Regions from separate parts of the Homo sapiens genome. Here region 1 is linked to region 2. The links are chromatin loops, found by intact Hi-C in ENCODE. Cell type or tissue: heart right ventricle. All regions are shown on one strand. Each heading gives the region's core, and the rest is flanking DNA. Links, peaks and the distances in the headings are about the cores only. Region 1 has its middle 280 kb from the start of LINC01250. Region 2 overlaps EIPR1 (EARP complex and GARP complex interacting protein 1).

Evidence for each region. Peaks named below come from ENCODE experiments on the same cell type or tissue, not always from the same donor. Only the 100,000 strongest peaks of a DNase experiment are listed, where the experiment ranks them.
Region 1: a loop joins it to region 2, with 3 times the contacts of the local background. A loop is called at or near these places in 14 of 110 quality-filtered maps.

What each region holds. Positions count from the first base shown.
Region 1 is chr2:2,839,404-2,855,268 of GRCh38, forward strand. It overlaps a transcript of LOC105373390 not described here. Among named protein-coding and RNA genes, the nearest start is that of LINC01250, 280 kb to the right of the region's middle. RefSeq lists enhancers at 2,714-3,244, 11,324-12,231. In heart right ventricle, for the core only: no CTCF peak of the experiment used is centred there; DNase peaks (open chromatin) are centred at 7,088, 7,581 and 8,139.
Region 2 is chr2:3,297,962-3,313,826 of GRCh38, forward strand. All of the region lies in intron 3 of EIPR1 (EARP complex and GARP complex interacting protein 1), which reads right to left. Among named protein-coding and RNA genes, the nearest start is that of EIPR1, 72 kb to the right of the region's middle. RefSeq lists a silencer at 8,699-8,869. In heart right ventricle, for the core only: a CTCF peak has its summit at 5,828 (motif pointing left); DNase peaks (open chromatin) are centred at 5,310 and 5,800; H3K4me3 peaks cover 491 bases; H3K27ac peaks cover 545 bases.

The DNA of each region.
Region 1 (15,865 bases), core at 2,743-10,742, 460 kb before region 2:
ATGGATACACTCACTGCCTCTTGCCAGCAGCTGAGGACTCCAGAGCAAGGGTCGCCTCTCCTGCCAGGCACTGGCCAGGCTACTGCTACAGCTGTGCACACTCCAATGTGACAGGCATAGCTCCCCTGGGCCGTGGCGAGCAGCAGAGCTTCAAACCGACTGTACATGCCAAGGCCGAGGCAGAGACACCTGTGCAGACTCCAGACAGCCCGAGAGTACCTGATGCCACCTTGAGCTCTTTCTCTACCACACCAGAATGTGTACACGCAGGCACATGTGCACACACATGCACACACAAATGCACATCCATGCACCCAGACATGCATGCTCACATAAACACATGCCAAGGCTTAGTGTCTCCCTCAGGGACAGGGCATACCTGTCCTCCACACCTCCTTTGCAGCCAGGGGGAAGCTTCTGACCTGCCCGCCCCCCTGTTAAGCACGCTCTGCACACGGGGACTTCCCAGTCCTCTCCCAGCTGTGGGCTGCTCTCTTGTCATCTGGCCACAGAGGCTGACAAGCATAAGCAGGTCTCCAACTTGGCCCCAGCTCCTCTTGGAGGCTGGACTGGCAGATAAATTGGTCCTGGAGGGAGGTGAGGAGGGGGAACAGAAAGAGGGGGGCCTAGAGGGAAGATTTCAAATGCATTTCTCTGCTAAACCAAACTCCAGCTTTCCAAGTCTCATAGCTGTGTTGCAAAGGCTGACAGAGCGCCAGCCCAGGCTCAGGCAGATGGTGCCAGGAGGGGCACAGGCCAAGCAGAGTGGGCAGGGATCCATCAGAATTCGGTGAAGCAGAGGCTCCAGGAGGAATGGTCTGGCCTGCCGACCTCAGAGCATCTCTAGAGGCCATTCCGGCTCATTCCGGCTTATTCCGGTTCTGTGAAAGCCAGAAGCCAGTCAGATCCAGCCTGAGAAGCACCAGCATTTGTCCTAAGAGCGAGTTGAGAGAGGACTTGGTGTACAGCCACACTCAGCAGGTGCCCCGGACCTTTAGCCCTTCGCAGACCGATGGCTGATACCAGTATGGCCATTTTTAAGTCCAGAGGAGGAGGCTGCACAGCACAAGAGAATCCAACTTCAAAACATACTTTCTTGTTGTTGTTGTTGACCAATTCTTCTCAGAGGCTCCCACCAGAGGCCTGCAAAATGGAGGCCAGCAGGGCCCCCCACGTTCCAGTCCACATTCAGTAAAAAGCATGTGGAAGGGGGTGCCATCATTCTCTGCTCATTCTGCTGTTATTTCCCTAAAGTCTTACCATAAAAGGCACAGTGCTCACAGGAATTGCTGCTTCCAGGTATTGGAATGTGGAGGGCATCACCCGACCACGGCTGGCTGTGGGTCCTGGGTATGGAGTCAGTGAACCAGGCAGACAGCACTCAGCCTGCAGAGCGGGCATCCTGGATTCCCGGCTCCCTGAGAGACAGTGGCTGCTCCAGAACTGCCATGGAGCCACCGGGTGTGGGAAGCTGGGATGGAGCACACTGCTTAGAAATAGACCTGGGGGTCTCCCACAGACAGTGTCATCCGGGGCCTGCCTACACAGTCTGTGTTGAGTCGGCAGGTGCAGCCGCGCCTACCTGAAATCTGAGTCAGACTCACCAGATGCCCACAGAGAAGGCATATGGAAGAGGGAAGTCCCCCGCAGAAGTCAGGAAAAGTCTGTATCATATACGTAACAGTATACGGAATGCTATCTGTCTCAGCCTTAAAACCAGTATTGCCGATTCTGAAATCCCAATTGCGTCTGTTCTTAGCATGACACGCTGTGAAATGTAAAAGCCTGAAGCCCTTCAGTGGCTTTCTGGATGTCAGACAATTCTTGCAAATAGCAATTTAGTGAACACAACCTAACCGAATAAAATCATGCCAACTGGATTCCCTTTGATCCGGACATACCACTCCAATGTATGGAGGTCAGTACTTAACATAAGGTATGACAAGTCTGCTTCAGCAAAACCATTTGAAAATTGGTATTATGACATGCCAAGGCCACAGTACTGCAGCTGACAGCCCACACCTCTCCAGCAGCCCAACTGCACTGAGGGCTTACAGGGCACTGAAAATTGTAAATCAAATTCATTCCTGAGAAAATGAATAAAGTGAATTTTTAAGAAATGCTTTAACTGGAATGTACTTGGAGGCACGGGTATGTTGTGGAGGAGATGGACGCCGACCCAAGACCAACTTGCCTACAAAAGTGGTTGCTACAGTCTACAAGCTTGTGCCTGCCTCCTAAATTTCTATGTTAAAATCCTAACCCCAAGGTGATGGTATCTGGAAGATTTGGGAAGTTGATTAGGTCATGGAAGCAGAGCCCTCATGAGTAAGGTTAATGACCTCAAAAAAAGAAGTCCAAGAAACCTCCCTTCCCCTTGGCTGGGGAACCAAATCACCATGAAGTGGGTTTTAAAGGTGATTCCAGTAAAGGCTCAGAAATGACAGAGGAGAGCTGCAGGGAGAGCCTCCGCCTTATGGAATATCTAAGTGGTCATGAACAGAATGTTGGTAGAAATATGGATGATAAAGGCCTTTCTGGTGAGCTCTCAAATGGAAATGAGGAACGTTTGAGAATGAAATACAAATGAGGATGACACAGGAAAGGCCATCCTTGTTATAAAATGGTGAATAACTTGGCTGGATTGTGTTTGTGTCAGGTGTTTTATGGAAGATGAAACCCCCAAACAATGGAAGTGGATATTTGGCTGAGCAGAGGGCTGCAGGAGCACCCGGTTCCTCTTGACTCCTCATAGTGAGATGGGAGAAGAGTGAAGCAATTTAAAGACAGAGATGGTAATCCAAAAGGAAGCAGAGCTTAAAAATTAGGAAAATTCTCAGCCTATCCATATTGGGAAACACAAGAAAGCCTGTTTGGGAAAGAACAAGGGTGTGGCCAAGAGACCTTTGATATGGAAATTAGCATGAATCTGCCATCTCAGCAGAAGACAGGTGCCATTCATGAAGACAATGGGGAGATTAGCCAGAACCTAGTGTCCATGACCACGGAAGAATGACCTCAAAGGAGTTTCAGAGCCTGAAGAGTGGCATGGCATCAAAGGAGAGGCCACAGCCACCTAGCCCTGTCACACATCTGAGCTCTACTCCCCGCACTCAGACACCAAGCTGCTCGGCGGTCCCAGGTGTGGCTCTGGTGGGCTGGAGGGGAATGTAGTTTGTGCAGAAAGGCTATGAGAGCATGACTACCTCCACCTAGATTGTTCTAGAGGGTTCTAGAGAGTAACATGACCCAGGCAGAGGGGTGTCTGGGACAGGGCAGCTGCAGGGAGCCCCCACTAGGGCAACGCCCAGTGAGGCCATGGGCGTAAGGCTGCTCAAAGCCATGGGAGTGGGGCTGCCCGGAGCCTTCAGCACCCAACTCCTGTGTGACAAAACTGTGGATTGGGCCCTGCACCCCAGGGTGCCTGGAAGGTGGGATCCAAGCCCCATTGAGCCCGGAGGGCAGAGCATTGAGCCGATGTTGATTCCTGATCTTTAAGGCCTTTCTTCTTCCCTATTTTTGCCCTGTGGAATACAAATGTCTGTACTACACGTGCCCCACAACTGTATTTTGAAAGCACATAAAACGTTTCATTTCACCAGCTCATAGATGATGAATTTGCCTCAAGACGCAAACCACCTTTGAGTCTCACCAGTATCTGATTCAGGTGAGACTTTAGACTTTTGCATTGCTGCTGAAATTAATTAAAACTTTTAAGGATGTTGAGATGGAACGAATGTATTTTGTATGTGAAGACATGAATTAGGAGGGTTCGGGACAGAATGCTATAGTTTGAATGTACGTATATCTCCAAAACTTATATGTTGAGATTTAAATCCCAATTTGATGGTATTAAGAGGTGTGTCCTTAGGGAGGTGATTAGGCCCTGAGGGCTCCACTGACAAGAATGAGACTAATGCCCTAAGAAAGATGCTTCAGAGACCTTCCTAGTCCTTTTGCCTCTTCTGCCCTGTGAGTGCATAATGTGCAGCCATTCTGCCATTGCTCCATTGTGCCTTAAGCCATGGGAAGACACTGCAACAAGGTGTCATCTTGGAAGCAAAGAGGAGCCTCACTGGACACCGAAGCTGCCAGCACCTTGATCTTGAACTTCCCAGCCTCCAGAATTGTGAGAAATGAATTTCTTATTTACAAATTACTTGGTCTAAGATATTTTGTTATAGCAGCATGATCGGAATAAGAGAGTTATTTTATGTATTTATAAAAACACAATGTTTCATCGCACTCCCTAAGGCTCGTGGTAGGGTTTGGGAAGTGGGCCATTTTACACCAAGAGTGGGAAGAGACAGACATGCAGATGTCTCCCTGAGCTTTTCAAGAAGCCTGAAGTCTGGTCATTGTTATCCTGGTTAGTCTAGTTAAGACCCTGCCTAAAATCACAGGCTAAGGAGAGCATGCCAAGAGTCATTCCCTCCTTAAGGGCTATGTTCCAAGGGGAAAAAATCACTCTATATAGATGCATCCTCAGATGAATGAAGATGTGGCCTCAGATCCTAGAGCAGGGAGGGGGCCCCCTTAGTCTTCACTTAGTCTGCCCCCTTAGTCTTTGCTTAAAATGCAGTGGAATATCCTAGTTAGTTTAGGAAACTTCAGAGACCCGGTAAGGCCACCAACACTTCCACACTCAGGGCAAGAGTCTCTATGGGAAATGGAGTGCTCCAAGTTGCCGCAGGTGCAGCGTGCGAGCTCAGTGTGCGCGTGTACATACAGGGGAGTGCAAAGCAAGCACTCGTTTGCATAGAGCCTCTCCGCATGCTCACAGACACACAGAGAAACGTGCACAGAGCCACCGCCTCTTCAGGAAACTTCCAGAGGCCCTTCCAAGTAGACCACTGGGTCTTCACCCACAGACTCTGCATCAGGGTTTCAGGATGTACCCTATCCTCAATGTCAAATATAGTGGCTTACCTGGTTGAAAGCTTCCACCAGGGGGCAAGATTTTCCATTCCACAGTGAGAATCCAGGCCCAATCCTGCTACAAGGAGACACATCATGCCTTTACCTTCCATGCAGATGTAATAGTGGCAAGGCAAATGCTCTCCTTGACCAGAGCAAAGACATGGGGAAGTTAGGGCAGAAGAGTCCTGCAGGGAGCAAAAAGAGGCGTGAGGGAAGAGGCCAGGCAAGGCAGAGTGTGAGGAGTGAAGCCCAAATCAAGCCTCTTGGACCTCAATAGCTGTCAAGGTCTTATCTTGGCTACAAATAAAATATTGCATTTTAAACCCCCAAATATGCCAAGACCATCCTCTGCCTCTCTGTCTCTAACCTTTCCAGACTGAGCTCTAGGATGCCAGGGAAAAGCAGCAGGGCAGTTAATTCCCGCATTCCTTCCACCTACAGCAGGCTCTGGGAGTCCAGTACATGCAGGGCCTGGGGGACAGCAGAGCCCCACCTGAGACAGAGGCTGAGCTCAGCAGCCAGTCAAACCCGGTCTGGTTCTGCTTCCAGATGAAAACGTCTCTATGTTAGTGTGTTTCTACACTGCTATGAAGAAATACCACAGAATGGTAATTTGTAAAGAAAAGAGGTTTAATTGACTCACAGTTCCACATGGCTGGGAGACCTCAGGAAACTTATAATCATGGAGGAAGGCACCTCTTCACAGGACAGCAGGAGAGAGGATAAGAGCCAGCAGGGAAAATGCCAGACGCTTATAAAACCATCAGATCTCGTGAGAACTCACTCACTATCACGAAAACAGCATGGGGGAACCATCACCATGATTGAATTACCTCCACCTGGTCCCACTCTGACACGAGGGGATTATTACAATCCAAGGTGAGATTTGTGTGGGGACACAGAGCCAAACCATATCAACCTCAGACCACCGCAGTCAACAGTGCAGCCAATGTTTCCTGGAATCGTTGAGCAGACATCAAATGGAGTAGCTGCCTTTTGTGTAGAGGCTGTGGTATGGATGTCTCTACGTTGGACCCACACTTGGCATCATGCAAGTCACACCTATCAGACGCATGACAGAGATGAAGCCAGCTGGTCCCGAGCGTGCCTATGCCTGTCCATGTCTGTGCTGCCTCGCTGCAGGCATGCACTCTCCTGCCGTGCGCTGAGGTGGACGCTGCATGGCTGGGACATTCTCTCTACCTGTCTCTGCCTCTGTGTCTGTCTGTCCCCCACACACACATGTGCGTACACACACAATGTTGCTGGTCCCTGTCCACTAGAATGCACTCCATGTGATGACTGTGGATCCTACCACGACCAGCACCAGAAATAAGGCACCAGCACAGCTCAGGAGAGGAACTCGCCCAGGTTTTGAAAGATTTGATCCATCATCCTCACTTTGAGTACAAGTCAAAAATAAAAACCTCCAGAGGCCAACCCTTTTTAAAATTCATTTCTTATTGCCTTTCTTTTTTCTCTCCTTTTCCTCTCTAGATGGTGGCAGCAAAATTCAAAGCAAGAGAATCCCCAGGGAAAGGACAAGATGGCAAGACCCAGCCTGGGGTGGCCACGGCCCTCCTCTCTGACAGGATCCTTCCCTGGGAGGTTTTCTCTCAACTTCTACACCCAGAACTGTCTCCAAAACGGGAAGCGTGTTAGCTGGAAACGACTCGTTCCTAGCAAGGCTGCTCCATCTGCATGGGCTCGGCGCTGCTGGGATCTGGGATCCGTCCTGACTTGTGATTCTGGTGCTGTTGCCTTGGGATCCTCGCTGAAATGCCAGCCACTACGTTGGCTCCCTTATAATCACCTCTTGCCCACTAGGGAAGGTAAAATAGCATCGAATCAGGAGGAGGAGGCATCGGAAGCACTGTGATGGGGACGTGGTTAGGTTTTCTTCCTCCAGCCCTGAACAGGAGCCTCTGAATTTTTCAACAGCTGTCTTTGCCCCTCTTGGAGAAAGCCCCGTCTGTTCCCCCTTCCTCACTGCGTAATCCTTCCCATACGCCCCTGCTCGCTGCCATTTCTGAAGGACACAGGGGGCTTCTGTTACCTGAGCCCTTTTTCCCTCACAGATGCCTGCAGGCTGAGGCTTGCTGGGGAGGCCTCTTCAAGGGACGCCTAGCCCCTGGACATCATCCAAGTTGGCAGCTTCACCACAGAGCTGCTGAGAGAAAGGCGCGGGGGGCAGCCTGGGCTGGCCTGCTGAGCCAAGATAAAGCTGCAGGAACCTGCTGCTGCCAGAAGGGATGTTTGCTGGGTTCCCACAGGTGACCAATGCAGGCAGAGACCAGCCAGGACTCCAGCTCAGGGACAGTGATGGGCACAGGGTCACGCAGGGCTCTAGGCTTGGCCCAGGTTTTGAGCCAACAACACCAGCTGCCTGGTGGTGGGAACAGACACAAGCACCAGGCTCAGTTTTCAAAGCTCTCCTCCTCCTTCTCCTGTTATTTAAGGTCATACCACATTGGAAGTGAGTCAGGCAGGTGGAGCCCTTTATGTCCATGAGGCAGGTGCAGCAGCCCAGGGAGGCAGGGTGGCCTTTCCCAGGAATAGCCAGCGTCACCTGGAGGCAGAGCCAGGCGAGGGCTGTGTGGGTGGCTCCCAGCCATGTGGACAGCAGGCCTGACTGTCCCTGTCCCCATGAGCCTCATGAAGGTGCCGCGGATCCGTCCAGGCGTGGGTGTTGTTCTCTTCCGGCCCAGCCTTCTCCCTCTTTCCACACACACGATTGGGCCAGCATCTCCCGTCTGCTGCCATCTCCTCTGCTGGTGGGGGTGCGTCAGCTGACCCTGTGCCCTCTGGCCTCATTTTTCATGGGTGTTGCCACTGTCTGGCTGTCTGCCCCTTCCCACATTAACTCTCACCCTCTGGCGGCAGAGACCTTGTCTTGCCCATCTCTGTATCTCCAGCCCCCAGTGGCCCTCAGTGCGCATTTGCCAAGGGAAATATATGCAAAAAGTACATTTGCATATCACAGCCCTGTGAGGCAGACACACCCAGAATCATTGCTCCTGCTTTGCAGAGAGGGTCTGTCCCTGGACCCCGTCTTTGACTGCTGGGGCCTGAGGGTGTGGGCGGACAATGAGGCACATCAGAAGGAAGTAGAGAAGGGAGAGTGAGAGCCTGTCTTTCGTCCAGCTCCCTCCCTGCAGGGCCACCCCTGGCCAGCCTTAGACCAAAGGACACAGATGCCAGCAAATGTCTCTGCCAGCCCCCGGGGCTGGCAGGTGGCCTCCCTCCCAGCCACACTCAGATGCCATGGCTGTGATTACAAAGAACACAGGGACCAGGGCACTTGGGCTCTGTGTGACAACCCTGTGCAGCTGGGGACACACACACACCACAGCATGCCACATATACATACACACACACACATCATACACACCACAGCACAGCACACACACAAACCATACACACCACAGCACAGCACACACACACACAAACCATACCCACCAGAGCACAGCACACACACAAACCATACACACCACAGCACAGCACACACACACACACAAACCATACACACCATGGCACAGAACACACACACAAACCATACACACCATAGCACGGCACACACACAAACACAAACTATGCACACCACAGCACAGCACACACACAAACACAAACTATACACACCACAGCACACACACAAACACAAACTATGCACACCACAGCACAGCACACACACAAACACAAACCATACATACCACAGCACAGCACACAGACACACGCAGACCATACACGCCATAGCACAACACACACACACAAACCATACACACCATAGCACAGCACACACACACAAACACAAACCATACACACCACAGCACAGCACACACACAAACACAAACTATACACACCACAGCACAGCACACACACACACACAAAAACCATACACACTACAGCAGAGCACACCACACGCACAAACACAAACCATATACACCACAAAGGAGCAAACCACACGCACAAACGATACACACCACACCATAGCAAATCACACACAAACATACACACATATACCATACATACCACAGCACATCACACACACACACAAACCATACACAGACCACAGACACCACACACTACACACACCGTATCACACATGCCATGAGTGCATGCCACATGAGTGCACGCCACAAGCATGTACCCCACATGCACACACATAGACACACACACCACCTTTCCCACCAGCACAGCCGCCCTGTGGTTGGAGGAGGCTGGGAGTGGTCTTTGCTGTTTTTTGCTTAGGAAGCTGTGAGCCCAGCACAAGTCCATGTGTCTCCTCCCCTGCGGCACACTTTATCTCCCCCCGTCCCCCACCTCCCTCTCCCATCCCCTCTCTCTCTCCCCACTGTGGTCCTGGGCTCAGGCTGACAGGAATCCTAAGAGGCAGGGAGAATGGAAAAGAGACGGACTGCAGGGGCAGCTGGGGAGACACCAGCTGTTCACAGAAGACTAGCAGCCAGGCGCCCAGCCTCACCAGGAGCTGAGCAAGGCCAAGGAGAGAGGAGGGAGAGGGGAGGGCCTGGGGGTGATGGGGAGCCAGGGAGGGAGGGAGGACTGTTGAGAGGGCCTGGGTGGGGGAAGGAAGCCAGGGAGGGAGGGGAGGGAGGGAGGACTTGGTGAGGGCATGGGGGGAAGGGAAGCCAGGGAGGGAGAGCAGGAGAGGGAGGACTGTAGGGATGGACTGCGGGGAAGGGGACCCAGGGAGGGAGGTGGGAGAGTAGGACTAGGGGAGGGCCTGTGGGGGAAGGGAAGTCAGGAAGGGAGGGGACGGAGAGAGAACTGCAGGGAAGCCTCCAAGGCTCAGCCCTTTCAAGCAGGGGCTTCCTGGCCTGGTCAAGGCAGGCACCGCCCTTTCACTCCCCAAAGCTGTCCCACCCAGGGTGGAGGAGGTCAGTAAAGGTCAGTGGTCTGGTGTCTCTGCACCTGTGCAACTACCATCTGCCTGCCCCCTCCACAGCATGGGAGTTGCTGAGCCTGGAGACAGGTGCAGGCCTGGCCTCCCCTAGACCCCCTCCACCACCTAAGGGAAACTGCAAGCCCATTGGCCGCTCAGAGTCCTCCTCCACACTGAGGGTCTTTCCTGAAGGCTCCCCCTTCCTTCCTGCCCTTCCCCCCTCCCCCTCCTTCTTTTTTTCTTTTTGCTTCCCTGCTGGAAACTGCCCAGGCCCCTTGGCTGTGGGGCCCTGCAGGGTCAGGCCGGGTGGACACTGCCAGGCTCCCGTCCCCTCATTTCAGTTGCCTGGGATGCTTTTGGGAGTGGACGGAAGGGCAGGCTGGTTGTGATTAGTGATTGTTCTGGAACAACAGACGTGATTCAGAGCTTCCCCAGGCAAGCAGGCCACAGAGAACCTGACACAGATGCCCACATGCGACTCTGCCTCCCAGTGCCATGGAGCTCTGCCAGAGCCTGGGTCGTGCTCACCTCAGGAGCTGCGGTCACACCTGGGCCCTGCAGAGCCACAGGGGTCAGCAGCTCTGGAATGAATGGAAGAGTCCGTCCCTGTTGTGAGGGTCCAGTCCTCATGCTGATCCCTGGTCTACCTGCTTGCCTAGGGCAGCCCCGGCCATGGTCCAGCCGCCGTGAGAGGCCCCTGGTCCTGCTATGGTGCAGCTGCCCTGACCCTGGACAGCCCCAGCTCCTTCCTGCAGCTTCCCTCCCTCCAGCAGCTGGGGCAGGCAGCAGGGTCCATGCATCAATCATCATGTATTGGATGTCAGTGTCATTCCCCTCTATAACATTTCTGGGCCAGAGCCTCCTAAGTGGAAGCGTGAGGCAGGGACCTCGCCGACAGGGCTGGAGAGGCCGGTGCTCTCAGCAGCCCCTCCTTCACAGGTGAGGAAGTCACCCCAAATCACAGGTAAGTGGGAATCTGCAGCCACCAAGACTGCGCAGCACAGGAGGGGCGTCTTGGGGCAGGGTCCTCCTGGCCCAGCCCGGCCTTTCCCACCCCCGTGTGGCTGCCCTTCCTGGAACACCTGAGGTGCCCATCCTGCGCAGCTCCCGGGCTCTGACAGCCTGCACTCTTGCTCTGGAAGGCCAGGTCCAGCTGCACTGACACTGCGGGAGCCCCGCTTCACAGCAAGTGTCAATAGCAGAGGCCAGCCCCAGAGCACACACAGACACCCTTCCTGCTCCCAGTCACCGGGGAAGCCTTCCTCAGGGTTTCTGCAGAAGCCCTGCCCACTGCCCCCTGCAGAGAGCCATCCTGCCACAGAGATGCGCCCCAGATGCGTCCTGGATGGATCAAGTCACTGCGTGTCAGGGAACGGCTCCTCTGCTGCTCCTGATGCCTGGCCACCCGTCCCGGTCCACCCCTCGCGAGGAAGGCCAGGCCTCCGCTCCTCTGCGGAGCCTTTCAGGAACATGAGGCCGCCTGTGTCAGCCATCAGGGTACCCACCGGCGCTGCTCATCCACCTGCCACCCCCACCTGCCACTTACTCCTAGCACAAGCAGGTGCCCCATGAATCCCGCGGAATGAGTTATTTCAGGATCCGCGGAACACACGTAACCAGACCCCCCCGTTTGTTGTTTTGGGGGACATTGGAGATATGCAGGGCCCTCTCAGAACAAAATGATGAAGTCAGTGGGTGCCTTTTGAGGACCTCTGCCCCTCCCCGCTCAGCCAGCCTGCTCCTGTCACTCGGCCTAAATCACTGCTAACAGCCACTGCGGGCACCTGCACACCACAGAGCCAAGCCTTTCCCGGTAGTAAGGCTTCATTTGTGTCAGGGCTTCACAGCCTCAAGGGCAAAATTACCATCATTATGCAGCATAGGGGGGTTGTGAAGGCGGCAGCCTCCCCTAGAGTCCCTACCAGGGAGAATGCTAACCATTGTGAAGGCTCAGGTCCCCTTTCTAAAGGCAGTTTATCACTGTAACCAGGCGACACCCCCCACCGTTTGCTCTCCTGCATGGGGGGCACATGTCTGGGGCCATCTGTGAGGGTCAGGGGACAAAAGGTGCCCTGGGCCCCAGGTCCCCATCGGACTGAAGGTAGAACGGAGGGCCTGCCTCAGGTCCAGCCATGTCTCCTGCCAACCGGGGGTCAGCAGAATTATTTTTAAATACAGACCCCATTACATCATCCTCTTCTCTAGGCCCCTCAGTGACTCCCCTAGCTCAGCCTCTGCCCCTCGCACGCACAGCCTCTGGAGACAGGCTCCCTCCTGGGTTTCACCCTCCTCTCCTCTTCCTCCCAGCTGTCCCTCCCTCCCCTCCGGGACACTGCATAAGGAATTGCCCCAAGACTCAGGAGTGTACACAGGCCCTGGGCAGGTTCACAGAGCAGCTCTGCTTCCAGCTGCGGGTAGTTCCCTCAGCGCCCCCCGCCCCACCTGCTTGAACCAGGGGTCAGCCATGATGGGTCGAGAATGTTCCCCAAAAGGATATGTCAAAGCCCTACCCCCAAGTACCTGTGAACCTGACTTTATTTGGAAATACGATCTTTGCAGGTGTCATCAAGTTAGGAGGTCACTAGGGTGGGCCCTGGTCCAAAACGATTGATGTCCTCAGAAGAGGAGAGAGACTGACACTCGGGAAGGAGAGCACTCTGTAAGGACGAAGGCGGAGACGGGACTGACGCCAGAAGGCAGGGACCCAGAGAAGGGTGCCCCCGTCAGTGAGTGAGCAGGCCCTGCAGATGCCTTGATTTGAACTTCTTGTGTCCAGGACTGGGAGGGAGCACACTCCTGCTGTTTTAAGCCACGCAGTTAACAGTGCTTTGTTCCACAGGGCAAGGCAGAGGCTCCGGAGAACAGAGATGCAGGAGACAGCAGGCTGAAGCAAGCTCAGAGCACGGCCACTTCCACCCATTTGCCTCTGGGCCAAGGCAAGGACTGGGACACATATTCTGCTCCCACGAGCAAGGCAAGGTGAAAAGCTGCAGCCACTCATTTTATGGCCGCGTTCCATGGCTTTTCCTGGCTGCGTGTGACCACGTTAGAGCTGTTAACGTGATGGTGGCCTCAGCTCTCACTTCTTCCCCACACGCCGCATCAACACAAACACATACCATACATGAGCACATACCACATACATACACAAACGCACGAAGCACATGAACACACACACACACCACATAAACACATGTCCATATATACACACCAGCAATTGCATACACGCACAAACACCACACACACACACGGACACACCCACCACACATACACACAGAAACACATACACACACCACATACACACATGCACGTATATACAAACACATGCATGCATGGAGAAACACCACACACATACACATGGACACACACACACACACAGAAACACATGCATAAATGCACACCACATACACATATATACACACAAACACAGGCATACATACACAAACACAGCACACGTATAGACACACACCACATACACACATATACACACAAACACAGGAACACACATACACATGTACAAGCATACACCACACACACACATACACATACACTACACACATACACACAAACATGCACCATATACATGCATACAAACATATATACACAAGCACACACACAAACACACACCACATACACTTATGTACAAACACACACACATGCATACATGCACAAACACCACGCACATACATACACACATTTATACACATGGACACACACACCACACACATGCATACACACATATGCATACACAAACATATACCACACACACGTACACACAGATACATGCACACACTGTAGATACACAGACACAAAAACACACAAATACATATAGAATCACATACATACACACAAACACATATATATGAATAAACACACAAACATGTGCACACCCATACAGACACACATGACATATACATGGACATACACACAAACACACACCACACATCTGCATACACATATACACATATGTATACACATATACACAATATACACACACACTGCATACACAGAGAGACACACAAACATGTGCACACATGTACAACCACACTACATGCATGCATGCATGCACACACGTACACCATACATGAGCACATACACACACACATACACCCACATATATACACACCACATTCACAAATGCAAACTACACACATGCATACACACACATATATTCATGCACAAACACAAACACACACCACACACTGACAAACACATGCACACTTAGGCTTCAGTTACACAGAAAAGAGATTGTTCCATGCGCTTCCTGACCTTGTGGGCTCTGTGCATTCTCTATGCAGAGTTCTCCTAAGCCACCTGGAATGGGGCCAGGGTAGCTCCTTCTCATCTTTTCCACCTTATTTCAAAGCTCTGTTTCCAAAGCTTTTACCACTCTCCATCTCTGACCTTTCTGCTTAACTCTAGAATTAATGCTGCCAATCTCCTGAATTATTACAACACTTATATTCCATTATAATTCTGTGTGTAATGTGAGTCTCCCCAGCTACAAAACGTCTCCAGCAGCCATGGGCTGTGTTTTCTCATGTTATATTCTCAGCTCATAACATCTGAGAGTCCCCCAAAAAAATTTAGTCAATGAAAACTGGATAAATAAAGAATGGATATATGGACAAATAAATGAATTAAATGCAAAATGAGACCATATTATTGACAACGAGTAAAATAAACTTAGTATATTAAGGAATTTTAGAAATAGATCATTTAAAATAGATCTAGAAACAGATCTTCGAAAACGGGGAAGTTTTGCAGGAAGAGAAGGAGATAAATGAGCTCTAGGAGGAACACCTCATCCATGAGGATGTGGGGAGACACAGAGCGGACTGGATTCTGCAGCCTGAGTGTGGCACCTATCAGCTGTCAGCGTGGACATGGCATACATGAAGGCCTGGAGAGAGCCACTGGGGAACATGAGGACGTCGCAGAGCCCACGCCTCAAAGGCTGATTAGCTTGCGTTCATAGCTGGACACTTATGCAGCCTTGACTCTTCATCCCTCCCGGTCTTGAGTTCCTTACCGACAACTCCAGCATATTCACATCCCTCTGGAGTTGTTACAAAACAAAATGAAATAGCATTTGAAAGCCCTGAGCCCATGCCTGTCTCTGAGTAGATCTCAATATTGATAGCTTCCTTCCTCCCCTGCCCACCTGCACATTTCTGATGGCTCAAAAGCCTGGCTCAGTAGCACACTTTCTGTGCCCCAAGGCTGACTGATGTACTGAAGGAACAAAGGGATGATCCCAATTGCACCTTCCATGTCCTGCTTACAAGGCCAGCGCCAGACATGGAAAGTTGGACTGGATGAATCTTACAGCCAATGATCTGATTATTTTTTATTTGCAGTTTAGGCTTCTATAACTTCATCCAAAACTCCATCCACGGGGCAGACTCTATGATATTTTGTCAAACAATCCGAAGAGGTTTTTGAGACTCTCAACTATGTAGCAGCTACAACTGAAGATAGGATAAAGGGTCAACAATAAGGAGGTATACAGGTGGATTCTGAGACCCTCAGACTTAATATTTAATCTTTAATTTTACTTCGAACATCCTGTTTTCCGAGCTACCACTGTAACAGTGACCCTGAAAACTATGAGCGCTCAAGAAAGCCACATGCTTGTCTCTGCATGAAGACTCTGCAATGATCATTCTCAACCTCCTCCACTTTCACGTGAAAAATAAACAATTTCCAATCATTTTAAGCAAACAACTCACGCTATTGCTAACACTGATGTAATTACAATGGGCACATTCAACTTTCACCCTATGACCATCGGTGAAGTTCTGGATGCATTTATCTGTAATAAGTGGGGAGCAATTCCCATGTTACTGTCAGTGTTTTGTAAAGTGATTTTGCAAAATTCTGGGGGGTGTAACGCATTTGACCCATGAGAAAACATAAGTGTGGGACAGAAGGTCATGACATGACTTAGGAAGAAACAAAGAAGAGGTGGAGGGGCTGGGCAGAACCGCTTCACCCATTTACTGGTTGTCTGACCTAAAATCCTCTGAGCTTCAGTTTCCTCAT
Region 2 (15,865 bases), core at 2,683-10,682:
TGTTCATTTGCTCATTCACTACATTCAACAAATACTTTCTCAGTGCCTACTATGTGCCAGGCACTTTTGAGCCTATGGGTCAGAGAGGGGGTCATCACCAAAAGATCTGCCATCTCAGACAGTTGGGACTCATGGATAATGCTATACATTTCCTGCTCTATTTATTGTATTTTCCCTTCATTCCCTTAACAGATGCTTGTTAGCAGAGAAAGGCTTGAGATTCGTGCGGCCCACTCCTTCTGCCACTGCAGCCCCACTCTTACCCGTTTCACATACCGGGGTTTTATTTATATGTCTATTACAGGCTTATATATTGGGGTTCCTTGTCACTTGTGAAAATGGGTTCGGTAGCTTTAAAACAAGATTTGAAAGCCACTGGTCTGGCCTAGATACTGCCGTTTTATTGATGGCTGGGTTGTGTGGGAGAGAATCCAAGTCTTGCTAGTGTCAGATTACATCTATTGCTTCCCCTGGACCCATCTTGTCTGTCGTCATGCCCTTGAAAGAGATAAAATTAATCAGAAGGGAGTTATGGCCTCCAAAGTCATCCTGATAGTATCTAGGATCTTACGATCTCGATGGTGTTGGTAAATTGGTTCTGTAATAATGATCCTCCCCTGGCTGAGTGTCCTCAGATCTCAACAAGCAAATTCCGGTGTCCTCCCCCGAGAAGATGTCGTGGGTTCTTGATCTCCTATACCAAGAGCTCACTCAGTATTCAGAAATGCTCCACACAAGGATTGACAGCAGCCAAAGAGGGGCCGTGTTCTCTAAGGTGCTCGGGCTCTCCATGAGGGAAGGAACCCCCAACCACACTCTATCCAACCACTGTCAGAAGACTCACCCCCCATAAGAAGGCATTCCAGTGTCGGCACAAATGCTTCCTGGGAGAAGACACGTACAGCTCTGGGACAGCTGCAGACGTCAAGCCCAGCCTTCCAGGGGACATCGTCTGACTCGGTGTTAACTTCTCCCTTACCTACCCCGCTCCTGCTCACTGCGCTCAGATCTTTGCCCTGGGATCAGAAAGAGAAGGTCCAGTCCTCTCCCGCTTAACAGCCCCACAGATACAGGAAAGCCCCACCATAGCACTATTAATGAGGCCAAAAAGCCTCAAACATTTAAAATGGGGGTTCTCATTTTTCAAAAGTAATGAGATGACCAGGGTGAGTTCTGGACTTCAGGAAGCCAAGATTCATCACAAGTCCTAGCTGTTGCTGAGAATGTCGCTGTGTCTGTCTCTCCACAGGGCCTCCCGCGTGAGCCTCCATGGACTGCCCCCTGTCCTGGAGTGCTCCGCCCTGGGTCAGCTCATTGTCCTGGCCCCCCGTCCTGCCGTGCTCGGCCCTGGGTCAGCTCACTGTCCTGGCCCCTTGTCCTGCAGTGCTCGGCCCTGGGTCAGCTCATTGTCCCAGCGACTCTGCTTGGGGCTCTGCTGATGGCATTCTGAGAGCTGGATGCCACATGGATGTGATCTGACTGGGCGCGGCCTTGTTACGAATATCTCCTTCTCTTAGGAAAAGAGAGTCCTTGGATTAGATTGGCTTTTTGTTTTAATGGGCAAATCATACTATTGACTTTGACACTATAGCCTGCTGAAATTCCCATTTGTATGTTTTAAATTTCAGAAAGGAAAATATTTTCTCTCTCTCTCTCTCTCTCTCACACACACACACACACACACACACACACACACACTTTGAGTTATGGCCATACGTGTAAGCTATGTAAGCTCTTCTTAGGTTTTGCCAAATCACGGAAGACAGACAACCTGGCAGTTTACATGCAATCTTATACGTCCCTAAGATGTCATTCACCAAGCTGCATTCCCTCTCTTGACAGTCTGTAGAAAGCTTGGTTCTCTAGGCAGTGAGTGAAAAGGATCTCGTTCCCAGTCTCGGCACCACCACTCACAGTCGAGTGATCCTGGGCCAGTCACTCAAGTGCTCAGAGCCCAGACTCAGCAAATTTATGACGCAAGAGTCACACTATTTGGTCTCCAAGGTGCCTCTTGACAGGGACCCTAAGATTCCCCAGTGAGGTATGCAGCCTGGCCTGGCAAAGCGCAAACTCCAGTGCAGACAGCTGTGGCTGGATCACTAAATCAATAGTTTGAACCATATGAAACTGCCATTCTTATAGGTCAAAAAGGGTCAAATTTCAGCAATTTCATATAATTCAACCCTGTGAAATCCCAAACAAGACTTTTAACCTCCCAGTTTTCACAATTGCAAAATGAATGTCCTATATTATGGAAAACTAGTTTTAAGATGTCAAAACTCCAAAATTCTATTTGGTCCATTAAAACGACAGTTTCCCCTGTAACACATGTACTCTCCTTTGTACCTAGACAGTGATTACATATGAATGGCTGGCTTCTGGTCTTTCCAGCACAGGTCTATCTAAATGCCTTTACACAGGCCCGCCCCCTCTCCTTCTCGTCAGTGCCTCAGCTTCAGGATGCAAGCACCCCTCCTCTGCTCTTACAGTGCCTTCATCATTGCTCCCTAAAAAGCCTGGACTGGGCTCCCAGCAGTCTCGCCTCAATGCCACCTGCATGTCCACGGCCACATCCTTGCCTCACAGCCTCTCCAATGTGTCCGTTTCTCAAGGCTGTACTTCAGGGTCAAATGGGCTTTCGCGCTAATACCCTATCAAACAGCCTTCTTGCCAATACCATTTCCATGAAAAAAAAAAAGAATCAACCAAAAACAAAAACAAGAAGGTACACACAATGCACTTATTTCTGGATGATGCTGGGAAGTCCCGATGTCCCAATCATACAAATACCTAATGGTCCAAAAGCGTTTGTAAACCAGCTGTCGCCCAGGCATGTTTTCTACAAGAGAGTATATATGTCATGGGTTATAAACAGCGAGTGAGCGAGTGAACCTGTGAACTCCGGACAGTGCCAATTCCAACAGCACAGGCTTCTGTGTGTTCTTCATTAGGAGAAATCTTGTTTTTCAGGGTACAGTTCTCAAAATAGTCAAAAATCTCAGAGGCCAGCCTGATGAATGAAAAAGATGATTCATAGGGCTAAATTATCAGGAGCCAAAAAGTATCCTACAAAAACACAGCAGAGAGATTTTCTCAGATGGCACTGAAGCTGACTTTTAGAGCATTTCTGAAAGAAAAGTTCCAAAAATGTTTTGGGAAATGACAGTTTCTTTGGACAAGCAGAGGTCAGCATCACGGGCACGCAAGTTCCTCTGTGTCTGCATGAGATTCCGCAATGAGCCTTGCTTTTCAGATGCAGCTTCCGGGATGAGTGACTCAGTTCCAAGTGAGATGCAGTAGACGGCAACAAACACACATCTTCTTTCTGACCCCTTCACAACAACAAGCATGGAGGCAGGTCCCGGGGACTCCAAGGAGAACTGGCCTTCACTCCCTGTGCCTGCCAGGGGACAGCCATCTGAACACTGAGGAGTCTCCCAGGCCAGGTCACTAAGTTAGAGAATGCTCCAAGGAGAACTGGCCTTCACTCCCTGTGCCTGCCAGGGGACAGCCATCTGAACACTGAGGAGTCTCCCAGGCCAGGTCACTAAGTCAGACAATGCTCTTTCTTCTTCCAAGTGGGCCAGGCTCATTATTGAGTAATTAGTTCTTACTCAGGTACCCACAATGGTGGCCAAACATACCTGAACTGTGTTAAAAACAAAACCAAACGAGAAAAGTGTTTCTGGTCTTATAATATTTGTTTGACACCTCAAACCTCTTATTTTCATTTCAGAGACTGATTAAATACAGTCTCAAGGTGATAAAATAACACAGTAGGATAAAAATAAAGTGACAAGTGGCAAGGGATGGTTAGTCATCTTTGATACCTGTGGATACTCAAACCCACCATTTAAAATGTCTTAGGTGTTAGATGTGGTAGGTGTTTCTATCAGGAACACGTGGGAATAAAAACAAATTTAGAACTCACATCTGGGCTTCTCACTTCTAAAACAAGGGTCAGGAGGCCAGAAGGCGGAGCAGCGCATCAGTTAGGATTTGACAGGACCACCATGAGGGCTCTGAAGGCGGAGAGACTGCCAGATGCGATAAAGCAGAAGCTCACAGGACTCTTTTACAGGGCTCCTGAGGCCACGCCAGCAGTGGGAAAATCTCCAGAGTGGAACTGAATTCAAGAAACCTGTGTATAGAATACTCCCTCAGCGACTTGGGGTTCCAGATCCAGCCACCTGAAAACTTTCCGGCATACAGCAAAAAGAAAACCCCTGATTTCCTAAACTCAATCAGCTTTGAGTTTAACGAGGGTGCCTCTGGGCCAATGTCTAATGAATCACAGGATCAGAGTCACCGCCTGATATTCTGTGGTTCTGGTGAAGCCTGGGCAGCACAGCAAGACCCTGTCTCTACAAAAAATTTAAATGTTAACAATTAATTAAAATTTAAATTTAAATAAAACGTGTGGTGAGTGGCAAACTGCGGTTTCAAGCAATTAGAAGACAATCCCTCTTCTGAAATCCAGGTCCTTGGCTTTCTCATGCTGTCTCATCCTCCCAGCACCACACTCTCCTTTCTTTGCCTCCCAGTTCTTTTCTGTTGGCTGCTTCTCCTTCTGCTGCTGGGCTTTAGCAAGCTGATCCTGAGTGCAGTTGGTGGATGGCGACAGGCCGGATGAAGACAGCGATGGCAGTGACGTGACGTCGCGGAACCAGAGGTTGTGCCCCATTGCAGTGGCCATTGCCAGAAGCCCAGGCCCGCTGCGGATCCACAGCCCTCCCTGCATCCTGGAACCCCCGCCACCTTGTCACTGTCACTCTGGGTGAACTGCTTGCTTTGTGTCTGTCTTCCCATCAGACGACAGGCTCCCAAAGGCCAGGCCAGCCGTGTCTGCATGGCTGAGCTCGGGGCGCTCCAGCAGGGCGTCTGGCATGCAGCAGAGAGGGATCAATACTGAGAACAGAACAGAGGAAAAGGGCAGAAGCTCCAGGGCCAAGGTCAGCAGGAGGGAGGGCCTGGGCAGCCACAGCAGGGACACGAAATCTGACTCCGTTTTTTTCATCTGTAAAACTGAAATTGTGACTCAAGAGTTGTGGAGATTAAATATGAAGACCGCTGAAAAGTGACAGTGGCGCTGGCTCACAGCTGCACTCAGTTGTGGTGACAGCCAGTGCCCTTGTGTCCACCTATGTAACCATCCCCAGCCTGGGGACTTACACAGCCCAACGTCACGTGTATTTGCTGCACTTTTAGTTGCAATTCACAAAAGCTGGCTCCGGCTGATTAAGCAGAAAAGGAGATCAACGTGAGGGGCTGGGTGGAAGGGGAGGGGTGCCAGGCAGCTCACTCTCACCAGCCATGCCGAGGGCCAGGCTAAGGGGAGCCTCTGGGGGCCAAGCTCGGAGCCTCACCAGGGCCATGGCCCAGCAGGGGAGTCTCTGCGGCCCCCATCCAGCACAAAGGAAGCCACCCCACAGCTCTGCTGCTGCCTTAGGCTGCTGCGTGCCAGGGACCGACCACCACCTGGAAGTCACCGGCACTGCTGCCACCTCGACCGCCACTCACAGCAGCAGTGGCAGCCCCCACTGTCCCCTCACGCTGCCACGTCTGAATCAGTCTCACCCAAATGCTCAGGCCAGCAGAGTCGGGTCACAGCGAAACTGGAAAATAGATTTCTTATTTTCATATTGGGAAATGCGACTAATAACCTAGGAAATTTCCCCAAGCACAGGAAGACTACTCCAAAGATAAGGAGCAGCCACAAACCCGCCAGACGCCGGCAACCTGACTTCTGAGTGTTTCCCGGCACCGTGAACACAATAGACGACACGTGATACGGTGCGGCCTCTGCGCCCGGGAAGCTTCGCCCTCTGCTGGCAGACGGCGGGATCCATCGGGTGCTGGGAGGACCGGGAATCACAGCAGGCTGACCAGCCATAACAGACAGAGTATAACCCCAAAGAGTCAATCGCTGTCAAAGGAAGACTGTTAAAAATCTTATACAGTCATATAATTTGGGTTGAATAATGAAGATTCTCATAAAACCCTATCACTCAAATCTCCGATTTACAGTACTTGTTGCATGGTTTGAAAAGATTTCCTGTTACAAAATCCCCACTGTGTGATTTGCTGACTCTGATGTAGGAAGACAGACACGGTCACCAAGTTCACACAGAAAGGATCCATCTGAAGGGCTGGAAACGCCCAGGCACGCGGACAGGCAGCGGTGAAGCCACAGAGATGATCTTCCCAAGACCCCACGGAGCGCCACGCAAGGCTGCAGAGATCCAGGGAACAGCGTGCTGTGCGCGGGGAGGTGGTCTGGCGAGATCGGAGTTGAGATGGCCAGGGCTGAGGAACAAAGTGTCCAGGGTTCCCAGCGTTTCTCAGAATCACCCAGGCAACCTCATCAGAAGACATGGTTCTGCTCCACATCCAGCAACCAAGACTATGTGATCCTGACACCTGCAGTTCAGCCCTCCACTCCCGTCCTGTTCAACCCTCCACTCCCGTCCAATTCAGCCCTTCAGTCCCGTCCAATTCAGCCCTCCACTCCCGTCCAGTTCAGCCCTCCAGTCCCATCAGTTCAGCCCTCCACTCCCGTCCAGTTCAACCCTCCAATCCCATCCAGTTCAACCTTCCACTCCCGTCCTGTTCAGCCCTCCAATCCCGTCCAGTTCAACCTTCCACTCCCGTCCAATTCAGCCCTCCACTCCCGTCCAGTTCAGCCCTCCAGTCCCGTCCAGTTCAGCCCTCCACTCCCGTCCTGTTCAACCCTCCACTCCCGTCCAATTCAGCCCTTCAGTCCCGTCCAATTCAGCCCTCCACTCCTGTCCAGTTCAGCCCTCCAGTCCCGTCCAGTTCAGCCATCCAGTCCCGTCCAATTCAGCCCTCCACTCCCGTCCAGTTCAGCCCTCCAGTCCCGTCCAGTTCAGCCCTCCACTGCCATCCAGTTCAGCCCTCCATTCCCGTCCAGTTCAACCCTCCAATCCCGTCCAGTTCAACCCTCCAGTCCCGTCCAGTTCAGCCCTCCAATCCCGTCCAGTTCAACTCTCCACTCCCGTCCAGTTCAACCCTCCACTCCCGTCCAGTTCAACCCTCCACTCCTGTCCAGTTCAACCCTCCACTCCCGTCCAGTTCAACCCTCCACTCCCGTCCAGTTCAACCCTCCACTCCCAACCAGTTCAGCCCTCCACTCCCGTCCAGTTCAGCCCTCCAGTCCCATCAGTTCAGCCCTCCACTCCCGTCCAGTTCAACCCTCCAATCCCATCCAGTTCAACCTTCCACTCCCGTCCTGTTCAGCCCTCCAATCCCGTCCAGTTCAACCTTCCACTCCCGTACAGTTCAGCCCTCCACTCCCGTCCAGTTCAGCCCTCCAGTCCCGTCCAGTTCAACCCTCCACTCCCGTCCAGTTCAGCCCTCCACTTCCATCCCGTTCAGCCCTCCAGTCCCATCAGTTCAGCCCTCCACTCCCGTCCAGTTCAACCCTCCAATCCCATCTAGTTCAACCTTCCACTCCCGTCCTGTTCAGCCCTCCAATCCCGTCCAGTTCAACCCTCCACTCCCGTCAGTTCAGCCCTCCACTCCTGTCCAGTTCAACCCTCCACTCCCATCCAGTTCAACCCTCCACTGCCGTCCAGTTCAGCCCTCCACTCCTGTCCTGTGCCCCCATTGAGTAACGGACTGGGGCCACCTTCACAGACCTGACAACCCTGGGGAGGAGCAGGTGCAGGAGACGGGGAAAGACAGACAAAGGGGGACCTGCCCGCCCTCCAGAAAGGCCCTCACCATTGACGACACCGCCACAATCTCTCCCACAGCCAGGCTGAAAGTGATCTGACAGTTTCAACTCACCCCTTTCATTTATGTCTATATCCAGACAGTCTTCTAAGTGTCTGTCATATCCATTTCTGATAAATTCTCACCTCCTCCCAGGCGGTTCATAGGCTCTGTTCTCCTTTCTTTCCTATTTATTCTGTATTTTCCTACAAGATGACTCCTTGTTACATATTACCATCATCACGCCAATTCTATGACCTGAAAATTTCAAATCGCTGCTTCCCCCCTTTCTACTGAGTTCCGAGGCAGTCACTTGGGTCTGAGCCCACTACAATGTAAAGCCACGCCTTTTACAAACAATACTGTGCTGAACTTATTGACAGACACAAAAACGAAACTGGGGTGAGCTGCATGGGCACCCAGCGCAGACGCATTCAGCCTGAGGGACAGAGGCCCGAAGTCATCATTTCGTCATGCTAGCGGTGGCCTGGGTCCCGCCCCGCCCCTTCCCTTGGCTCCTCTGAACAGCGCTGTACACACCTTTCCCACATTCTGGGTTTCTATGGATATTTGGTTGGATTTGTTCTCTTTTCCCCCCTTCTGTTTCCCAGGTTAGTGTTTTATGCAGAATTCATTATCTAAGATTCTTTAACTTATTCCCTGGTCACTCGTTTTTGGTGATATCATATATTACTTTTTGTCATAAGAAGTTTGGTTTTCTTTATGAAATTACGGTTGGGCCATAAACAACACACAGTTTAGGGGCACCAAACCCCAACACAACTGAAAAATCTGTGTGTAACTTTTGGCTCCCCAAAAACTTAACTACTAATAGCCCACTGTTGCCCAGAAGCTGTACTAACATAAATAGTAGATTAACATATTTTGTATGACAAATGTATTACAGACTATATTGTTATAATTAAGTAGCTAGAGAAAAGAAAACATTTTTAGGAAGATCATAAGGAAGAGAAAATATATTGACTATTCATTAAGTGGAAGTGGGATCATCATAAAGCTCTTCATCCTGTCGTCTTCACACTGAGCAGACTGAGGAGGAGGAAGAGGAGGTGTTGGTCTTGCTGCCTCAGGGGCAGCAGAGGCAGAAGAAAATCCATGCGTAAGTGGACCCCCCCAGTCCAAACCCATGTTGTTCAAAGTCAACTGTACTGTATAGTTATAGAGTCAAAAAAGAGAACTCCTTTTCCTATATTTGCTATTTAGGATGTACATAAATATACGGTTTCAAACTCCAATCTTTTTATTTTTTTTTTAATTTATTTATTTTTTTGGAGGGAGTCTTGCTCTATTGCCCAGGCTGGAGTGGCGTGATCCGGGCTCACTGCAACCTCCCCCTCCTGGGTTCAAGTGATTCTCCTGTCTCAGCCTCCTGAGTAGATGGGATTACAGGCGCCTGCCACCACACCCTGCTAATTTTTGTATTTTAGTAGAGATGGGGTTCTACCATGTTGGACAGGCTGGTCTCAAACTCCTGACCTCAAATGATCCGCCTACCTCAGCCTCCCAAAGTGCTGGGATTACAGGTGTGAGCCACTGTGCCCAGCCCAAATTCCAATATGTGTCAAAAACTCCAGACAGCCCCTCCCAGCCCTCACCCAGCAGCTCCTGCCAGTGTCTCCCCGGACCCAGCGGCTCCTGCCCTAATGTCTCCCGGCCCCAAGCCAGAGGTAGAGGGCATTGGGGTGGGTGCCTCCCTTCCTCAGTGGCACAGTGTTCATGCAGGAGCCCTACCATGCTGGGGCCCCAGAAAGCAGGCCTATGGAGACTGTCTCTGTGCAATAGAACCAGCAGCCCCACTTCTGCAGGAGCAGCACCAGGCAGCCAGGAAACAAGAGCCCCGCCCTGCCCACTACCTGCGCACAGCCTCAGGAGCAGCCCGGGCACGGAAAGACGGCATCCCCACTCTCGCTCATGTGCCAGCTAAAACGCACTTCTCCTGGAGGGAGAGAGTAGACTGCCCGTTACCAGAGGCTGGGAAAAGAAGTGAGGCAGGGATGAAGAGAAGCTGGTGAATGGTATAAACATAGTTATATGGAAGGAATAAGTTCTAGTATTTGATAGTATAGTAGGAAAATTAGAGTTAACAAAACTTTACTGTATATTTCAGAATAGCAGAAGAGAATTGTAATGTTCCCAACACAAAGGAAAGATATGTTAGCCATTTGGTTATCCCAAATGATCCTATTTGATCATGACCCATTGTATACATGTATCAAAATATCACATGTACCTCCAAAATATGTACCTCTATGCTATATCAATTAAAAAAAGAACAGGCCTGGGAATGCTCTCGGCGTCTCCCACACACAACAGAGCCACACCAGCCCCAGGAAGAACATTCCAGCGCTGGCCGACGCTGTCGGCCGTGTGTGGCCACGGAGGCCTCAGAGAATGAGGCCCACTTGCACAGACTGTGGGGCTCTGACAGCTGCCACTGGAAACACAGCCCGTGGAAGAAGGCCAGGACCCAGTCCCCAAACCTAAACAGGGTGACTGAAATATGACCCAGAGTTTCCCATGAACCAGGAAATCAAAATTTGAATGAGAAAAGACAGTCAATGGACAGGATGATCTTAAAGCAGCCGCCATAAAGATGCTTCCATGAGGGACTCTTCTCTTGAAACAAATAAAGGGAAAAACTCAGAAAATTTCAACAAAGAGATGAAAGATATAAAAAAGAACCAAATGGATGAGTTCAATAGCAGCACAATAAATATGGCAGAGAAAACATTTAAAGACAGAACAACAGGAAATGTCCAATTTGAACACCAGACCAGAGAGAAAATAGACGGAAAAAAAAATGAACAGCCTCAGGAATGCGGGACAATAGCAGATGGCCTCAGTCTCCAGAGAGGAGAAAGTGAGGTTGAAAAGCATTTGTGGGAATAATGGACAGAGAGTCCTCGAATTTGGTGAAGGACGTTGCCTACAGATTCAAGAGCCTGAGAAAATCTCAAGTAGCATACACCCCAAGAAAGCTATTCCAAGACATGGCACGATTAGACTTCTGAAAACTAAAGACAAGAACGAAAATTGAAAGCAGCCTCTGCTCTTCATTCAAACTGGATCACCAAGTTCTCACCCGAAACCAGAGACCAGAACAAAGCAGAACAATATTTTTCAAATATTTCCATTTTTCAAAGAATTGTCAACCTTGAAGTTTATATTCACTGCAAGTATCCTTAGGAATGAAAGGGAAATAAAGATATTTTCAAAAGGAGGAAAACTAAGGAAGTTTGCCACAAGCAGACCTACCCTCAAAGGATGGATAAAGAAAATTTTTCAAACGGAAAGAAATTATAATGAAAAAAGGCTTAGAACTTCTGAAAGAAAAGAACAACGAATGGGCAAAAACCAGTAAATACAGTAGACATCTTTCTCCTCGTGAGCTTCTTAAACCATATTTGATGGTTGGCGAAAAAATTACACCACCACATCTGATGGTCAATGTACAGAGAGAAAACACTTAAGACAATTATATTCTTAAAGTGGGAGGGCAGAGATGGCCTCGATGGAAGTGGGGCTCCTCTATTCCTCTCGAGGTAGGAAAATGCCAATAACTGTGGGTTTGGTAAGTGACATACGTATATTGTAATATCTAGAGCAAGCATCAAAGCACCTCTACAGAGTTGTATATTCAAAAACACTGTAACTAAATCAAAATGGAGTATTAAAAAACGTTCACATAACTCAGGAAGGTGAAAGAGAAACAGAACGATGAGAAACAAAGAGAACAGAAAACAAATAACAACATGGCGGAGTTAAGCCCTAAGAGATCAATAATTTAGAGGTCAGTAGTCTCAGTATACCAATGACAAGACAGAGATTGGCAGAGGGAATAAACACACGCACATAAACACACAACCCAGCTCCATACGGCCTATGCAGTCTACAAAAAATCCCACCTCCCAAAACCCAGAGCATCCCGGGAAAGGAAAAACAGTGGGCGAGGGAGGTGGGAGTGGAGGGCATGAAAATGGCCGGCGCTCGACCAGGACCAGGGTCACTGACTTGAGACCCCAAAACGACAGATGCTTCCCGATGGGAGTGAAGGTTGAAGAGACCGGTCCACACCTCCTTCTGTTCTAACACCCCCCTTACTACCTGTTCAAAGGAGGTAATCATGTGGGAGAGAGGCAGCAGAGCTGGGGGTTAGGAAAGAGACGGTGGTGTGGGTAGGATTCTCCCTGCAGGCTCTGGCAGCGCCCCTGTGTACGCACAGGTGTGCAGGCTCTGGCAGTGCCCGTGTACGCACAGGGCAGGGACGCTCCCTGCGCTGCTCCAAACTGGAATATTCGCGTCTCCCCACTGCAGACACCAGAACACAGCCACTACCCCACACAAGCAAGAACAGCCCCTGAGGTTATGTGCCCACGGCAAGGTCACCACACTCTGTTAGAGAAAAAGGAGCTGGAAAGTTGTTTATATATTAGGAGTGCATGCTTGGTTCAGCGCCAAGGTCAGAAAACAATGTTTCCACAGTCACCCAAGATTGACTACAGCAAATAGCTATCCGTTCTGAAGACGACAAATGGTTTCCAAACAACAGGAAATAGATACTAAGGGTATTATAAAAATCTTCCTTTTTAATATTTTTCTTAGGGAGAGAAGAAATACCAGTAAGTTCTCAAAGGCTTTTAAAAGTCTTGATAATTGGCCGGGCGCGGTGGCTCACGCCTGTAATCCCAGCACTTTGGGAGGCCGAGGTGGGCGGATCACAAGGTCAGGAGACTGAGACCATCCTGGCTAAAACGGTGAAACCCCGTCTCTACTAAAAATACAAAAAATTAGCCGGGCGTAGTGGCGGGCGCCTGTAGTCCCAGCTACTTGGGAGGCTGAGGCAGGAGAATGGCGTGAACCCGGGAGGCGGAGCTTGCAGTGAGCCGAGATCCCGCCACTGCACTCCAGCCTGGGCGACAGAGCCAGACTCCGTCTCAAAAAAAAAAAAAAAAAAAAAAAGTCTTGATAATTTAAAACTAAAAACTTATCTAAACTTTGTAGTAAGACTGCCTTATATTTATATTTAACGCAAGAATCTTCAGGGTACAGTTGTACTTGTGTATGCTATGTCTCAATGGTATACAAATATTTAAAATTATTTTATATACTAAACTTTGTTACACTGATAAATATTTTATGATTCCCCCAAATCAATCAATTTTTTTTTCAAATAAACAAATTAGCCCAGTTTCCCATATGTTAGGGGAAATAATTGCTGGGTAAAAAATAAATTTTTCTTGAAACTTGATTCTGAAATTTTACGTACAAGACCCCGAGCAAACCAATGTCTCTGAACTTCCTATTTTCTTGTTTACAAAAATGGAGCATATGAAGATGCCCACTCTCAGACGATTACCAGAAATATCACATTGCAATAGCTTGAAGAGTGCTTTGAAAACTGGCAAGCAAAGACAAGGTTACTACTTACTTAGGCCTAGTATGTGCACAGGTAGAACGGTCTCTATCAACACAAGTGCCTCCACCTTCTAAGCTTTACTATTTGATAGACCAGAAAAAGCCCACAGAATTTTCTTCTCCTTGGTCCTGTTACACACTCTCAAGATGATCTCTTCCTAGAAATATGTGATTTTCAAATATACAATAATTAGTAGTTTTGTATCTTTTGAGATTCCAGAAATGATTTCTTTTCACATTAAAAAAAAATATTTTTAGAAAGTAATTCTGCATGATTTTTATGGGGGTGAGGGGGCAGCTACAAGCAAGTCCCATAAGGTCAAGGACTTGCTTTTTTCACACTTAGAACATATAGAAGGCAGTGGCATATTTTAAATCTGAGAACATGTGGCATTCTCTTACAACAGTTTCTTTTTCTTCTATTCATTTAGTTCAAAAAATGTTGAGGCTTAAGACAGGCCAGACATTCTCCCTACTAACTCCTGTCTCACCCACCATCCCTCGTTCAGAATCAGGAGGGCATGAGGTGGTGTCTGCAGAGTACAGGGCTAGGGGTCCAGTCACAGGGCGCCAGGGGCCTCCAGTCACGAGGTGTGGGCGGCAGCTCCAGTCCCAGGGTGCAGGGGGCTCCACTCGCAGGATGCTGTGGTGGGGGGCTCCATTCGCGGGGTGCTGGGCGGGGGGGCTCTACTCTGGGGCACCAGAGGTGGGAGGGGAGCTCCAGTCACCTGGGGCATGAAGCTCCAGTCTTGGGGCACTGGGGTCCCTGTGCAGTGTCGGGGTTGTCCCCAGCCTCTGCTGAATCCTGCGGGAACCTGGACCTGGCCTTCTTTGGAACAGCGCACAGAACCACATAAGGACCTGGCGGTCACTCTCGTGCTGACATACAAATGACACCCTCCACCCTATAGCTTTCATTGACCCAAGATAACTGTGTGTTGGAGCCACAACACACAGTTATCCCCTCTGTCTGATAACTGAAGTGCCTGAAGATGAGTCTCGGGACGCTCCCAAATTTCCTCAAGTTGCCCCCCGAATCTGTCCATCACTCTGCACATGGAGTGACCTGCAGCCACATCAGTCCCCATCTGTCTGCTCTGCCTATGGCCACTGAGGCCGCATTCCGGGTGTGCTCTGACGTTTTACCCGCCATCCCACTGACCACAGCTTGGTCAACGGAGGCTAAGGTTGCACTGCTTTTTAGGCGGCTGTGGCATAAAATTGAGTTTCCTGGCAAAGACAGTCCCTGGAAGGTTCTGTGTGCCTGCTGTGGGGATGAGACTCACGTCTGAGGGGCAAAGTTCATTTTTCAGACCCCATGATGGGACTTCTCTCACTGCCTCCAAAATACACCCTGTCCAATATTCCATCTCCAGGTTCCCATGGTCCTCCCAAGGCTCCCTCCCACCACTCAGCACCTGCTCATCATTGTCAGCATGTTTCTGGTCTCTTAAAATTGAAGTTTTATCCCTAGCTTTGCAGGTAAAGCTTTGCAGGGAGAAGGACCCACGATGCCACTGCCTCTGTGCTCAGGGGATAACGGCGGGGTGGGGAAGAGCCTCCACTGGTCCCTTCAACGAGATCTTTGGTGCCCCAGGCTTGAGAAGGTTCTTGATGGTTACGTTGCTTTGTCTGCCTCTGCTGGTCTGTGACATGAGCACGTCATGGCCTGACCACCGCTGTGGGCCTCATTCTGGAATGGATGCTACCTAACAAAGCCTCATATGGAGGTACACCCACTGATAAGGGTCACCAGATTGAGAAATAAAAACTTGGCACAGGACTGACTGACACTGAAAACTACTCCTTATTTACCTGAAATTCAAGTTTAACAGGATATCCTGTGTTTTATCTGACAACCCTACTTCCGATGCACACTTCGCACCTCAGCTTCAACACAAATCTACAAGAAAGGTACAGGACGTATATTACCTATCAGCCTCAAGGAGACCCAGTGACCCAATGAGGCTGGGTGACTGCCTCCAACTCAGAGTCCACAGTGCCAAAGCTGCGATGAGGGCTGCACTTCTTCCCACTGGGGGCCAGACAGCCACCCACCCCTTAGACACAAAGTCTCATGTGAGGTGAAAGGGGTGCTGAGAGGGTTAAAGGCAGTGAGGACCCAATTGGATATCACCTGATCCCTGGGAGAGGACATGGATTCTGAGAGGCAGAGACCTGGAGGAAGAAGATCGAAGGCTGAGAGAGCAGCACAAAATGCCGCCTGAGAGTTAAAAAAGTGGGTGGGGGGGTTCAAGGCGCACAGACCTGAGCACTGTGGACAGGCATGGCAGGAGACGAGGTCAAAAGGTGGCTTGGGGCCAGCTCACAGTAGGACACAGAGCCCAGTCCTCCAGGTGAATGGGCACTGAACACTCGCTGGACTCCCACAAGTATTATTCCCATTTATGTGGACATAAACGGGCTTCGAGAAGGTCCACAAATTGCTGAAGGCCTCAGGGGTAATAAATGCTGGGACCAGGGTGAAAATCCCCATCTGCCTAAATTTATAGCCATTTTCAGCTCTCCCCACTGTCAGGAGCATAGTAAGGAGCCTGGGCTTTATCGCCCTAGCTTCTGAGATGCACAGTAAGTGTTTGGATCTGGGTTTCAGAAAAGTCACTGTAGGAGTCAAACTGTCTTTGTTCCCATGAGAAACTCAAGGCCCAAGCTGGGGCCTGGGCAGAAATGAAGG